Linked DNA regions of Homo sapiens: region 1 is linked to region 2. Evidence: chromatin contacts called from ENCODE Hi-C or POLR2A ChIA-PET data. All regions are on one chromosome and are shown on one strand. Each heading gives the region's core, a stretch centred on a gene start or an enhancer-like site at or near the end of the contact. The rest is flanking DNA. Distances are from core to core; before and after follow the strand shown.

Region 1 (7,256 bases), core at 2,341-4,840, 110 kb before region 2:
TGTGAAGTACTAGAGAAGGAGAGTGGGGGGAAACCCACAAAAAACAAAACGGAGGAACCCGGAAGAAAAGAGGGGAAAAGAAAAGCTCCTCCACCGCCCTTGCCTTTATTTCTGCTTTACCTTTTCCAAAGATCTTAATTTGGTGTCATAAAGTGAAGCGTAACGCGCGAGTGGTGAGATCGTCCTGTCCTGCGCTTAACAGTACAGGTGGACCAAAGGGGCTCCCGGCCAAATACTTCTGGTTGGAGGGTGGGGAGGGAGTGCTCTCTCAAAACCACTCCTGGAATGGCTTAACTCGCCCAGCACGAATCAATGACAACCTCCCGCCGGCTGCGGCAGGCTCCCGCGAGCAGCGCGGCCGCGTGGATTCCCAGCCCGGGACCCTGGCGGCGCTCAGGACACGGCCCGGGCACGAGCGCGGCGTCCCCGGGGCGGCCAGGTGGGTCTGCGGCGGCCTCGGCCCGCCTCTGGGCTAGGATCGGGGCTCTGGGGAGCCCAGCGGCCGGGCCGTGGGGAGGGGGTGGGGGAGGAAGCCCTTCCGGGCGGCCGGGAGAGCGCTGCGGGCATTCTCGCTACGCGCTGCGGGGACCCTGTGGCCGGGTGGCCGCGGGGCGGCTCTGGCTGGCGCGGGTGGCGGCGTCCGCAAAGCGTTCAACTCCCCCAGCCTCGCCGGAGCTCCTGCGGGGCGTGGGGCCACGCACCTCTTCCGAAATAGGAGAGAGGATCTGGAACTCTGCAGAGAGCAACTCTCGCCACTGCCCCATTGCCGCCGGCCCACGCCAGCGGGCTCCTTTGGGGCGAGGGGCCAGCCGAAGGAACGTAAGGGCACTCCGAGAGGGAGTTGCGGGTGTACCTTGGTAGTTTAAATTGTCTCCCCCAAGAATGCTTGGTCCTCCTGAGAGTCAGATGCAAAACTTGGGGACGGGAGGGAGGGGGGACAAAAGCCATGGCAACTTGGCAAAAGTCGAGGGCCGGCGATACGGGCAGAAATTAAAGGAGCGATTGGCAGAAGTCCAGCTAGGCGCGCGGCGGGAGCCCTGTCAGGTCCCTGGGCTCAAATCGCGCGCTGAGCTGGGTGGGTGGGGGGCTCTTCCCTGGACTCCAACCTGGGGGTGAGTGGATGGGGAGCACTCCCACCCGAGCAGGCGAGTCGAGCTATAGTCTCTCAGCTCCGGAGACGGCCCGGTGTGGGTGGCGCAAAAGGACTGACCCCGTGCGTCCCCACTCCCGCGGGCGCCCGGGCCGGCGTCACCCACTGGAGCGCCTGAGTTCCTGCAGGCGGGCGCAGCGGCCGCGGGGCTGGCCTGGGAAGGACGATGGAGAGAGCTTCCCCCTAACCCAGCACCCACGCCCCCCTGCCCGCCGCCCACCCCGCGCGGAGCATCCAGCGTCGGGTCCCCCACGCCGTGCTCTGTGGTGAGGGCTCCAGGGTCGCTCCTTTCTGTTCCTGGCTTCCGTTGTCCTGGCTGTGTCTGTGCCGGCAGGCGGGTGGGCAGCGGGCGGCTGCCTTCTTTCTTTTAATAGCTGGTACCCAGCTTCGCGCAGAAGGAAGCCCCACTCCAGCGACTTATTGGTCGGCTAGTGGCAGACCACTTCCAGTTCTTCTAAATGCGGAATTTTGAAAATAGAAAGGAAGTGATTGAAACAATCGAGCAGTTTCTCCAGATGAGATAGAAGATTTTTTGGAAGGGGGAGGGGCGCGCTGGCTTGGAGGTGGTAAAGGCTCTGCCAGGTTCAAGTTTCAGCTCCACTCCCTCCGTTCCCCTTCTTTCACCCAGTTAAATCCTCTCTGGGCTTAGAAAGGCTCAGGAACCCCCGCTGGGTGAAACTCCAGGAAAGAAAAGTAGCCCCAGTGCCGGTCCTCCCCCCTTAAGGCACAACCTGGGCTGCATAGAAAAAGAACCCACTCTCCCAAAAAAGACTCATATTAGGCCACATCAGATATGAATCATTAGCCCCACTTTGCAGATGGGGAAACTGAGGCCCAAATGGGTTAAATACATTGTCCAGGTAGTAGCAGAGGCAGGATTGAAAGCCACTCATTGTACCCCACGTCTTTTAGAATCTTACACTTTAACTGCAGAGACAGGAATCGCCTTGGTATAATTATAGTACAACAGAAAATAGTATGTGTTACACTTAATATTAACTTTTTTTAATGTCATTTTCTTTTTAAACAATCAGTCATTTATTCAACGCTATTGTATTGTTTACTGTATGTGTCCAGGTACCATGCTAAGTGCTGGGCATACATCAGTAACTGAAATCAGACGAGATCTCTGGCCTCTGTCAATGGGAATAGTAATAGTAATAGTAATAGTGCAACCCTCAAAGGGTTGGATGAAGTGAGATGGAGCCTGGGAAGGAGCCTGGGAAGCATTGCTGTTGAGAAGCAGCAGCAGGAGGCCTGGATGAAGAGGAGGAGAGGGAGAAGGAAGGAGAGGAAAGAGCGGGGAAGTTAGAATGACTGGAGTCTCCATGCTGCAGTCACCAGGACTTGTCCCTGGTTCAAGGGGATGCAGTGGAATGCACACAGCACAGTCAGCCTCTGCCCCAAGTGCCCAGGAAGCTGTTTGAGCCCCTGCTGTTCAGATTATTCATTTAGGGTTTACAGTTGTGGGTTTCGAAGAGTCTGCACTTTTGGCACATGCCAGCTGGAGATGACAAGAAGAGGCCCAAACAGTCTCTGAGAGTACTGGCATCTCTCTCTGGATCAGTGCTGGCCGGGCTGAGAACTGTCCCAGGGTGTCACCCTGCTGATGCATCTGCCCACTTCCTCAGTGGCCAGGATGGCATTTTCATAGGACTCGAGTTTAGCTTCAAGCGCCTGCCCTTACCTTTGGGGAGGGAAGCTTGTCTACACTCACAGGACTTGTTGGTAGCAAAGCCAAGACTAGAACCCAAGTCTCTAGACCGTACATGGTTCACAGAGCAGCTCACTTTGGCCTTCCGGGGCGGTTTTAGGACTCAACTGAAAGACCCTTCATCCACTTACATCTCCACTTACAATGCCATTTCCTGAGAATCCTGTCCTCCTTCGTTTTAGCTGACCAGACATATCTGTCCTAATAGAATGGTGTTGGATGGATGTTTGAGACAGAGCAGCCATAAATAATCTGGGGCGTTTGGCCTGTTAACTCTCCTTCCATCCTGAATGGTGTAATAGGTTTAAGATAACTACCTCTAAAATTAACTATCACTTTTGTGAGGAAGGTGAACTGATAAATCTTGCCTTGAAACTATTACCCATCTGAGTGATGCTCTGGGACTTTCTTTCCCCAGAATTGTTACCGACTTCTGCTAGAAGAATAGTTTTTTTCTACTTCCTTTTCTTAAAAAAAAAAAAAAAAAAAAATCCTGGGTTTGAGGTCACAAGATCATATTGCATACTACCTTGATGTCGTGCTGCCAGAATAAAGGCATTTTCCCCCAATATTGAGATTATCAGCTTGATAAGGGCCGTGAGCACCCAGCTGGCTATCCCAGTGTTTACAGCAATTACACAGGTGTATAATTGCATGGGGATGTTTGTTTGCTCAGCCCTTGCTCAGCCAGGCAGCCCTACAGGTTGGGCCAGGGAGAGAGCTGTTCAGTTTATTTTCCTTTGGCTGGGAACTGTGGAGATGAATAGAGGGAGGGGAATCGGGTTGAGAGATTGTTGCCAAGAGCAATTTGGAGTCTCCTTCATATTAGTCAGAGATTGTGTTTTTCCTTTCTAAAGCCTCCTGCTTCATAGTAACTTCCACGGAGGATTTATTTTCCATCTTGTGTGTGTGTGCTTGTTAATTTTTGTTTGATTTTTAACTTGCTGCACTTCTCATGACTTAGCAAAAAAAAAAAAAAATAGCGTGGGGAATGTGTGATGACACAGGCCCTTTATATCATACATTCTGCATGTTATTGCTTAATAAATTTGAATACTGATAGACCCTGAGGTATCATGATGGAGTGAAATGAGTAATTCCTTTGAAGGGAGAGTTTATCTTCAGTGGATGACTTTCAAAATTGCAGCATAATTTCACTTTCCCACTGTACATCTTGATCCTGTGTTTAGATAAATAGAAATGCTTGCTCTCTTCTGTCATTTTCCCTTTTGTTCCATTTGGAAGGCCCCCTCCATCTAGGCCTTGCTTGGAAGGGGATCAGCTAGAGTGGGCCTCCTTCCACTTCATCCGCACCCATGCACCTCCCTCCTCCATGCCAGAGGCCAGCTAGTGAGAAGGAGGTTCCCCCCATGGGATAAGAGCTGCCCCACAATGGTAGCTTGGCTTGTGTGTGCATGGAACACAGAACAGGAAAGCTTGCATGACCACAGGCTGCCCCTCCTAGGCCAGGAACCCCGGAGCAAGCTGTAATTCATCAGTCAATAACTGAGTCCATCCACTGAACAAATTGAGTGGAGCAACTCTGAGACTCCAAACTTGAAAAATTACCTAATAATACGGCACATGATCTATGTCGGCTTTTCCAAATTAGATGCAAACCAGATGCAAATGTACATGTGGCCCTCCCAAATGATATCATATAACTGGACTTGGCCTTCAGGAAAATCTGTGCTGCCTACACATATGCGTTGTACACATACCTGCAGGGCTATTGCTTTCTTGGCTGTGGAGTCTGGCTGACAATTCTGTTAAATTGTTTCTGGAGACAACAGGTTGGTCCGTTGGTCTTTCTGGAGCCACTGGAAGAGGTCACTGGAGAGATGACAGTGGTCTCAGCTCCTGTTGACACTTGCCATCCATAAGCCCTAGGGAAATCTAGCAGAGGCTGCCTCTATTAAGCAGAACTTAAACAACAGAAACTTTTCTAATGTTTGTTTTGTTTCTGTTTTTCTTAATAAAACAGTCAATAAAATTTATTGAGATATAATTCACATAGCATATAATCCACCCATTTAAAGTGTAAATTCAATGGTTTTTAGCATATTTGCAGGGCTGTGTAACCATTATCATAATCAGTTTTATAGTATCTTGATTACTCCAAAGGAAATACTGTACCCATTAGCAGTCACTGCCCATTTCACCCCAAGCCGTCCTAGGTTACCAATAATCTACCTTTTGTCTCTATAGATCTGCCTATTCTGGACCTTTCGTATAAATAGAATCAGATAATATGTGGTCTTTTGTGACTAGTGTCTTTCAACTAACCTAACACTTTTGAGTCGTTAGCTTTGTAGCATGCATCAGTACTTCATTTCTCTTTATTGCTGAACAATATTCCTTGTATAGATACACCATATTTTATTTACCCATTCATAATTATATTTACCCATAATGGGTAAATCCATTTACCCGTGATGGATATATAGGTTGTTTCCATATTTGGCTTCTGTAAATAATGCTGTTTTGAACAATCATTTGCAAGTTTTTGTGTGGACCTAGGTTTTCATTTCTTTGGGGTATATACCTAGGAGTGGAATTGCTGGGTCATATGGTAACTTGATAGTTACCCTTTGGGAAACTACCAGAATGTTTTTTTACAGTGGCTGTACCATTAGACATTCCCACCAGCAGGTATGTGATGGTTCCAGTTTCTCCATATCCCCACCAACACTTGTTGATAATATGGCCTTTTTATTGTAGCCGTCCTATCTTTAAGGGTTTATATGCTCAAGGGAGCAGTAGCCAGGAAATATTCTGGGATCAGCTCAGCCATGCTTGCTTTCTATAGGTATAGTGAGAGCCATTCAGACCTCTTGAGCATCCTGCACACCCTGGTGTTTCCTTTGCATGTCCCAGAGCTCTATACTGAGCTTTCCCTCTATGTCCCTATAAGACAGTCACTTTGTATGGCTGAGTACTCTATTTCATGCTGATATTTCAGCTCCACAGTGAAATCATTTTATCCCAGTTTTATGCCTATGGGACTGAATAGGATAACTAACACTCTTAACAAAGACAAATTTGAGCCAACTGGCATGGGGGAACTCACCTAGTTTGAAGACTACCAAACATTACACACAAAAAAAAAAACAACTATCCTTTCATTAGAACATCCTAAGTCCTGGTCATTAGCCATTCTGTGGCATCATGTTCAGTGTAGCCAAACCTGAGGACCAGAAGTGAATTCCAGTGCTTCTTGGAAGTTATCGTAATGGAATTTGGCTTGTATGACCCAAGAGCAGCCTGGACTATGCTCTGCTATGAATGGACTCTTCACCATCAAATGGTGCTTAGTCCAGCAGTTCCTAAACCTGATTACATGTTGCAATCACCTATAAAGTCCTTTAAAAGATTTCAGGCCAGGTGCCATGGCTCACGCCTGTAATCCCAGCACTTTGGGACGCGGAGGCGGGCGGATCACTTAAGGTCAGGAGTTCGAGACCTGCCTGACCAATATGGTGAAACCCCATCTCTACTAAACATAGAAAAATTAGCTAGGCGTGGTGGCACGCACCTGTAATCCCAGCTACTAGGGAGGCGGAGGCAGGAGAATCGCTTGAACCCAGGAGGTGGGAGTTGCAGTGAGCTGAGATGGGACCACTGCACTCCAGTCTAGGTGACAGAGCAAGACTCCATCTCAAAAAAGTAAAAAATAAAAATAAATAAAAGATTATAGATGCCCATGCCTACCCAAGAAGTACTGAAGTTGAATCTCAAGGGAGGCCACCGGGTGCTTGGAGGTGATTGTGGTGAAGTCTGAGAACACTTTTTAACCTCTCTTTGCCTCAATTTCCTGACTTGAAATGGGGAGTTGGATGGATTACGCTGGTGTTCTCCACAGAGATTCACACAGCTGGCTCAAGCAAAACAGATCTGTGTGGATCTGGTTCTGCACAAAATTTTATTTATAAAAGGGGGCTTCTGCTGCTGAAAATGATTCAGAGAGCCTTTAAGTAGATGGTTTCTGAAGTTCAGCTTTGACCATTCTGAGTGTTGAGGACAATTTTCCCAACTTCTCGGAGGAGGATTAGCAGAGTCATACAAATGGCCGTTACTTGGTAAGACAGTCACGCTCTTCAAGGGCAAGGACCAGATCACCCGTGTTGTTGCCCTGGCTAGCTGTGTGCACAACTGTGATATGGTAGGATTGACCTAGCATCACTTTCTTCTCCCTCCCCACTCAGGGTCATCCCTGCCCACTTCCCTTAAAGCCCCCAGAGCTTTGCTCCTCTTCTTCTATTATTATTTCTAATAGCGGCCCAGAATGTCACTCATTCAACCAACTTTTCCCAAATACCTCCTGTAAATGACAAAGTGACTAAAGCTCCATTTCTGTCCTCAAATAATGCACCAGCACATTTTAAGCAGAGA
Region 2 (7,132 bases), core at 1,132-3,631:
TGCATCCACTGCAACGCCAAGTTCGTGCACAACTACGACCTCAAGAACCACATGCGCATCCACACGGGCGTGCGGCCCTACCAGTGCGAGTTCTGCTACAAGAGCTTCACGCGCTCTGACCACCTGCACCGCCACATCAAGCGCCAGAGCTGCCGCATGGCACGGCCCCGACGCGGCCGCAAGCCTGCTGCGTGGAGGGCCGCCAGCCTGCTCTTCGGGCCCGGCGGCCCGGCCCCCGACAAGGCGGCCTTCGTGATGCCCCCTGCGCTGGGCGAGGTGGGCGGCCACCTGGGCGGCGCAGCTGTGTGCCTCCCGGGCCCCAGCCCCGCCAAGCACTTCCTGGCAGCGCCCAAGGGCGCCCTGAGCCTGCAAGAGCTGGAGCGGCAGTTCGAGGAGACACAGATGAAGCTGTTCGGGCGCGCGCAGCTGGAGGCTGAGAGGAACGCGGGGGGCCTCCTGGCCTTCGCGCTGGCCGAGAACGTGGCGGCGGCGCGGCCCTACTTCCCGCTGCCCGACCCTTGGGCCGCCGGCCTGGCCGGCCTCCCTGGGCTCGCCGGCCTCAACCACGTGGCCTCCATGTCCGAAGCCAACAACTAGGCTGGTCCCTGTCGGCTCCAGCCCACCAGCCCTCCAGTCCTTCTCCCTCCAGGCCCACTCTACCCTACCCCATGGATCTGAACTTTTCATTTTAAAAACACAAAGGGAAAATGGGAAAATAATAATAATACTATCAGTGATGGCATTTTCCCGGGCTCCTAAAGCAGCTGCCTCCTTTTGCTGGTCTGAGACGGGCATCTTTTCCCAAAAGGCCAGGAGCCCGGGCCTCCCTCCCTGTCTCTCTGGCTCTCATATAGAAACTTGCACCGGCCCATGCCACAAAGAACTGGGTGCCCAGGGGCACTTAGGAGCTGGGTGAGTCATGAGGGGTCAGGGGGTGGTTGGCCTGGTGCCCAGCCAGCCACAGCAGGAGGAGGTAGGGGCTGGGCATGCACCTTGGTTAAGCCCCACCCCCTATGGCAAAGTCTCTGCCAACACTCCTCTGAGGGCTCATTTTCCAGTCTCCAGTGGCCCCGGGGTCTTTTTGAGAACTACCCACCTGCCACATAGAAAGAAATGCTCTGTTGGCAGGGAGGCCTCCTGGAACCAGTCAGGAACCAGGCTCTGGAAGGCCCGGGCCATTTCTTCCCTGACCTGTCCTGTGACCTTGACAGGTCAGCCCTCTGTAGCTCAGTGTCACCTGGCTATGGAAGGGGCTGGTAACTGAGGTTTCCGCCCTCCACCTCTAAACACATACACACCTATCCCCCCAGAGAATCACAGAGATGGTAGAAGCTTTGTACTCCCCAAGTCCATGGGGAAACAGTTTATCTTTCTGGACTTAGTTTTATCACATCCAGCTCTATATTAGCATATTAGCATAGGTGAGAAATATGGCCAGACTAGACAGAGATCAGGTCATCAGGGGAGCTTCCGAGCTTCAGCAAAGCCCACAGGTAGCTCTGCGAACTCAGAATGCTACCCTACCTTCCCTGCAGGCCGCTGTTCATGTCTGGACTCCTGGGGGCGCTATTTAATGTTTACCCCCATCTCCAGTGCCCCCTCCAAGGCTGTGCAGTGTCTTGGGGCTCTCAGGGCCAACATCGAAGAGATGGGGGCCACCTCTTAACACCTGGCAACAGTCTCCCCTCATCCTGATTCCTGACAACAGACAAAACACCGGTTTCTAGGGTTTATCTGTTTGTTTTTTGAGTTGAGGGTTCCTCAGGGCCTTGGCATTGCTAGTGATGGTCCCCTTTGCTGTGTGAGAACCCCCTCAACCCCTTCCTCCTCCCTCTGGGGATGAAGTGGGAGTATTTGGCTCCCCATTTTTGACAAAAGGGCTCAGTGCAGGGAGGTGGAGGCCTCTGAGGTTTGAAGGGCTCTGTGAGTTAGAGTTGTCACATGTTCTCCTGGTTCTTGAATTTGCAGCAGGTCCTGAAAAGGAAGGCTCTGCTGGCCCCGTGCCTTCCTGACCTTCTCTCTCCTTCCCTCCCCTCTCTTTTCTTGCCAAGTTTGCTTTGGTTTCTGAGCAGCCCAGAGAGGAGGAGGGTTCGTCCCCAGGGAGAGCCCAGGGCTGGAGTCCCCAATCCCTGTGCTATGGGCACAAAGAGACTTCAGCTCTTCCTGTTGCCTTGGCTTTTTCCTGAGCAAAAACACAACAAACAAAAAGGCCAGAGAAGAGCACAGACTCTGTCCCTCTCACAACTCTCCAGAAGAGACCCCCTGATTCTTCACACCACCGGATGCCACTCCAGCCAGCAGGATTGCTACACACACCCTCTGTTCTCAGAAGTCATCTGCCTGGGCAGCCGCCTCTCAGATTCCTGTCTTCGTTTCAGACACTTTTCTCTGAAGCATGCCCATGTCCACCAGCCAACGTGCCCCCGTGTTCCCCCCCATCAGCCAAGTGATTGGGGCTGAACCAGACTTTAAAAGAGAGGAAAAAAAAAAAAAAAGGAAACATGAATAAATTGGAATCCAGTGGTGTTGGGGCTTTTGTTTTTATTTTGTAAAGGTGATGACTTCTTATAAACTCAATTTTTCAGATGACTGGTTAGTTCTTTCTGTTTTTTCTTGGCTGCAGTTTGGAATTGTACATTGTAAAATATCCAAAGATGTTGAGTACTGTATGATCAAGAACTTGAAGCAAATGGGTTGTGGGGGGAGGGGTGGTTGTGTTTTTGTTTTGCTTCAATTTTTTTTTTTTTTTGATGTTTCAATTTCCCTGTCTGTCTGTGGGAGAACTTTGGAATTTTTTCTATTTATAACTCTTTTTTTATGTGATTGCTCTACGTAAAATGACACTCAACAAAGTTTGCCTTAGTGATTCAAGGGACAATCTTCCATAACTTCGGTCGCACGCCACATCCCGCCGAGAAAAACTCTCAGCTAATTTTCTGGCCTATTTATTAAACAGTATTAATTGACTTGATTAAATTATATTGAGAGTTGCACTTCTGTGAGATGTGACTTCTGAAAGTTCACAGGACAGCAACAAGCCAGTCTTAAGGTTTTTAATTGTTGGGTGTCATAAACTTAAAATAATGTCAAAGACACCTTAACAAAGAAAAAAAAAAAAACCTTTGACCCTTATTTTATACTTTAAAGGACAGTGTTTTGAGTAAAAGTGAGCTATGCTTGCTTAATGACCTGGTGAGATTGATTCCCCCTTCCAATTGCCGTTTCAGTTATCTGGGGGTGTTGCATGGTAGGGAGGGCAGAACTCAATTCTCAGTAGTCTCTTACATTCCAGCTTTGTAAGGCATGGTTGGATCTTAAGCTTTGCAGCACCTGTGGGCCTGAGTGCGAGGTGTGCGTGTGTGTGCGTGTGTTCACAAACGTGTGCAGCTACACCCCAGGATGTGTGAGCAAGGGAAGTCCTGCCAGTTCCCCAGCCTGGCATCCGGAATGGGCTCCGGCTGGCCCTGCTGCTATCTGGGTCTCCTTCCTCTCACTTCCCGGTGCTGGCATCGGCCTCCTCCTTTCTTCACCTGAGCCTCTTTCCCAAAGAACATTAGATCCTAAAAGAACCTAAGGTAAAGGAATATACTTCTGTCATTGAATGGAGTCAGCTCTACTTACAACCCACAGCCCAGACTCTTGGTAACACTGTTCTTCGAATTGCATTTCTGGAAAACCAAGGGTCAACCCAGAGCCTCTTTTCTATTTTTGATTCCTTTCTTGCTGTAGTAGGCAACGTCTATGCAGCGTTTCTTGGTACAGAGAAAAGAACAGATCCGGGTTTCCAATTTAGACTCCTCCAAGCTGTGTGTCTTCAGTCTAATCACCCCTCCACTCTGGTCTTCCCTTCCCTCACCTCTAGTAATAAAGGAAATGGAGTAATCAGAGCTTCTCGAAGTTCTCCATCTAAACACCCCTCAGCAGAGGGGGCCAGCTGATTGGCAAATTGGGGGCAGAACACTAAAGAAATAGCCCAAAGTAACCTATCTGTAGTGTAAAACTCTGAAGTCTCCTGTTTTGGCTTTGAAATTCATGCTTCTGCATTCTATTACATAACATTTGTCTTAATATAAAAACATCGTTTTGATCGACTTGCCAGTTAAGTGACTTGCCTTTTCCCCAGAATCTTCTAGTGAAGTCGAACTGTTCCTTGGCCACCCTACAGCTTTGGGAGGCCCCAGCCCATGGCTGAGGGCTCAGGGGTAAGCATAGCCCAGTGCAAGAAATGCAAGGCCAGCTGCTCGTCAAGATTCTGCTCAGCTCGGCCATTCTAGGATCATGTGGTCCTCATTCTGGGGGTCAGTGTCCACTGAGTGACATAGGTGAAGATGGAGAAGGGGAAGGGAACTGGGCCCAGTGGGCCTTGACCCCTGGGTGCTCCTGATCTCCTGTGAGTAAAATCTCCTTCTAGCCCTGGCCAGGTGGGAATTCCATGGAGCCCGGCCATGTGTGACCTGCACCCTGGGACCCCAAGGTGCTAAGGGAGGTGGGGTCCTGACAGCAAAGGAGCCTCCAGTGGAGGGAAGAGGGAGTGAAGGAAGGAGGATGAGGCCTCCGAAGACAGGCCAAAGAAACCTGTGCAGCTTACCTGGAGAAGAAGTCTTAAGGAATACATGAACAGGCCTTGGGACTTCAACAGGTGTGTTGGGGAGGGGAAACTTTCACCAAAAATTTGGCCAACCCAAGCCAATAGGAGAGAGATTGCAGGAGGCAACTGGGTGCCCAAAAAAAGGAAGAGAACTTCCTAACATCTGGAGTTGCCCTAAAGAGGAACGAGGTCCCTCGTGAAGGAGTGAGCTCTCAGTCAGCACAAGAGTTCAACACTGCCTCTCAAGAATGTTGGAGACCTGGCGCAGTGGCTCAGGCCTGTAATCCCAGCACTTTGGGAGGTTGAGGAGGAAGGATTGGATTGCTTGAGGCCAGGAGTTTGAGGTTCCAGTGACCTGTGATCACACCACTGTACTCTAGTTGGGGTGACAGAGCGATATACCCTGTATCAACAAAAAAAAAGAATACTGGAGAAGAGAGTCTCTAGGGTTCCTTCCATCTAATTTGTGAAAAGGTGAATACATATCCACCATATGACCATGGAAGAAGAATCATGCCAGAAGGAGTTGGGTGACGAGTGAAAAAGAAGCACTGGGCAGGTTCACAAAACTCAGCGTGGTGGCCCAGGGCTGCTGACCCCATTCTCCCTAAACCAGTCACCTGCAGCAAGTTGGGGCCAGAGAAGGGGACTCCATAGAAAAGCCGTGGTTCTTATTTAGAGCCCCCAAACATGTGACAAGAGAACAGTAAAGACCCAATGGGAAATAAGACCCTCATCTCAGGCCTTTATCTGACCCAGAGTCTGCCCCTTCCTGAAGAACAGAGCCCTTTACAGACCCCACTCCTCCTTTCCTGGGGCCTGGACAGCTTTTCCTCCCTGAGGGAACTCTGAGCTTACTGCAGAACAGGCAACCAGCATGTAAAGGGCACTTCCGGAACAGGGCACAGCCGGGTGCCCTGTACGTGGCCCTTCCCCTCTGAGAATGGGTGAAGTTGGGACTTCATAAGGGCAGCAGGGTCAGTGCCCCAGCTAGAAGCATGAGCCAGCGGGTGTGGGGGGCCCTATGGAAGGGAAGTGCCAGGCAACACTCATGCCAAGGGACCTCCAAGGACCTGGGACATCCTGGGACAAATTCCAGAATGAGGAGGTTTGTATCCAGTGAATTTCCCTCCCCAACTCCCCTGTGTCCTCCTTTTCTCTGCTCCTAAGTCCTTCTTCCTAACACAACTACCCCTCTGGGTGTAGACACCCTTTCTCTCTGCCCTCCCCTCTGTCCAAACCTGCCCTGAAAGGAGTCATCAAATGTGAACGTGATTCAATGGCTCCCTCTCCTGGCCTTTGCCACCCTGCTCCTCATTCAAGGTGGAAAGAAAGGCCCCTCGGCAAAGCACTGTCAGATTGCCAGCAGCAGACAAGCCTGGTTTCTCTGGGCAGAGGAGCCTTGAAACTGCACCCTTGAACAGTTACTGGCCTCGCAGCTCCCGCCCATCCCTCCTTCATCCCACTTCCTGGCTCAGAAAGGGATGGGGAATGTGGGACCTTTCGCTCCTTTCAGGTTTGAAGGCTGAGGACTGAGTCAGACAGGAATTTCCATAAATTGATGGAAGGAGGATTCCCTGGGGAGATCCTGCTCCTTTTTCCTCCTTGGCACACCCTAGGCAGGGGCTGCTATGACCTTGAGTGGCAGTGCCCACGTGGCCTAAACCAAAACGTATGGGTCCAGAAAGGGCCTGACATATAAAAACAAAACATCTCAAATTTGCCCTGGAAAACCTGGAACCTGGCCACATTATCTGCAGCCAGACACACACACACTCACACACACACACTCAGTCACTGGACAAATGGTGCATAGGCTGATGTCATCTCTCCTTGTAACAATAGGAGACACGACAGTGCATGAGCAAGACCCGGCAAAGCCATTTTCCCCACAGGTCACCCTGCTGGAATATGTATAATGCACACTCACATTTTCATCCTTGCGCTCCCGTCTTTAACCATGAACGCTGACCCTGACAACAAAAACAAAAGAATAAACAAATAGGTTTCCAGAATAAGGAAGGAAGATAGCGTGAATTAGATCATTTTCCCATGTTCCTCTCACAATTAATAAATGAAGTACAAACCCTCTGAGTAACATAGGTGCCTTATGCCTTCTTGGAGACCCTTGCTTCCATGAGTCATCTGGTTTCAGCCCCAGGAGGCATGTATCAGCATCCCTATTCGTATCAGTCGGAGTTATTCGTCAAACACCAGAAGCCACTTCAGCTAGCTTAAGTAGAAAAGGCATTTACTATAGGAAATTAAGTCTCTTTCAGAATTTTCACAAAAGCCAGAAGAGAGTCAGGCCGGCAGAGCCACCAAGATCAGTTGTCCAGGTTGCATACTACACAACACCACTACATTTAGAGGCTGCCATTCACACCCTAGACAGATTGGTACATTTGTGTACTAAAGAATTTTCCAGCAGAGGGCAGTAAAGCATCTTGAAGGGGTGCCTAATCGTCTAATTTGCACAAAGTCGCCAAGTGGACTAGGGGTAGCACACGGCCTGGAAACAAGGAAGCCCAGAACCACCCAAGC

Evidence for each region. A loop is a pair of places that touch in the nucleus more often than their neighbours do. ChIA-PET counts read pairs that join two places held with the same protein, here RNA polymerase II (POLR2A). Pooled maps may share reads with other maps.
Region 1: a loop to region 2 is called in a pooled map, with 2.5 times the contacts of the local background. The contact joins two enhancer-like sites. A Hi-C loop is called at or near these places in 4 of 168 maps with a recorded cell type or tissue (PC-3, adrenal gland, heart left ventricle and 1 more) and 6 of 50 pooled maps. POLR2A ChIA-PET finds 5 or more read pairs at or near these places in 1 of 52 experiments (SK-N-SH).

The regions. Positions count from the first base shown.
Region 1 is chr18:48,130,190-48,137,445 of GRCh38, reverse strand. All of the region lies in intron 3 of ZBTB7C (zinc finger and BTB domain containing 7C), which reads left to right. Among named protein-coding and RNA genes, the nearest start is that of ZBTB7C-AS1, 29 kb to the left of the region's middle. Within about 2 kb of position 3,590, at least 8 of the 41 ENCODE cell types and tissues checked have a DNase peak (open chromatin) inside an H3K27ac peak, as active enhancers do.
Region 2 is chr18:48,022,725-48,029,856 of GRCh38, reverse strand. ZBTB7C (zinc finger and BTB domain containing 7C) reads left to right here. Exons shown (of 5, transcript NM_001318841.2): 5 at 1-3,185. The coding sequence ends at 597. Among named protein-coding and RNA genes, the nearest start is that of SMAD2, 96 kb to the right of the region's middle. Within about 2 kb of position 2,381, at least 11 of the 41 ENCODE cell types and tissues checked have a DNase peak (open chromatin) inside an H3K27ac peak, as active enhancers do.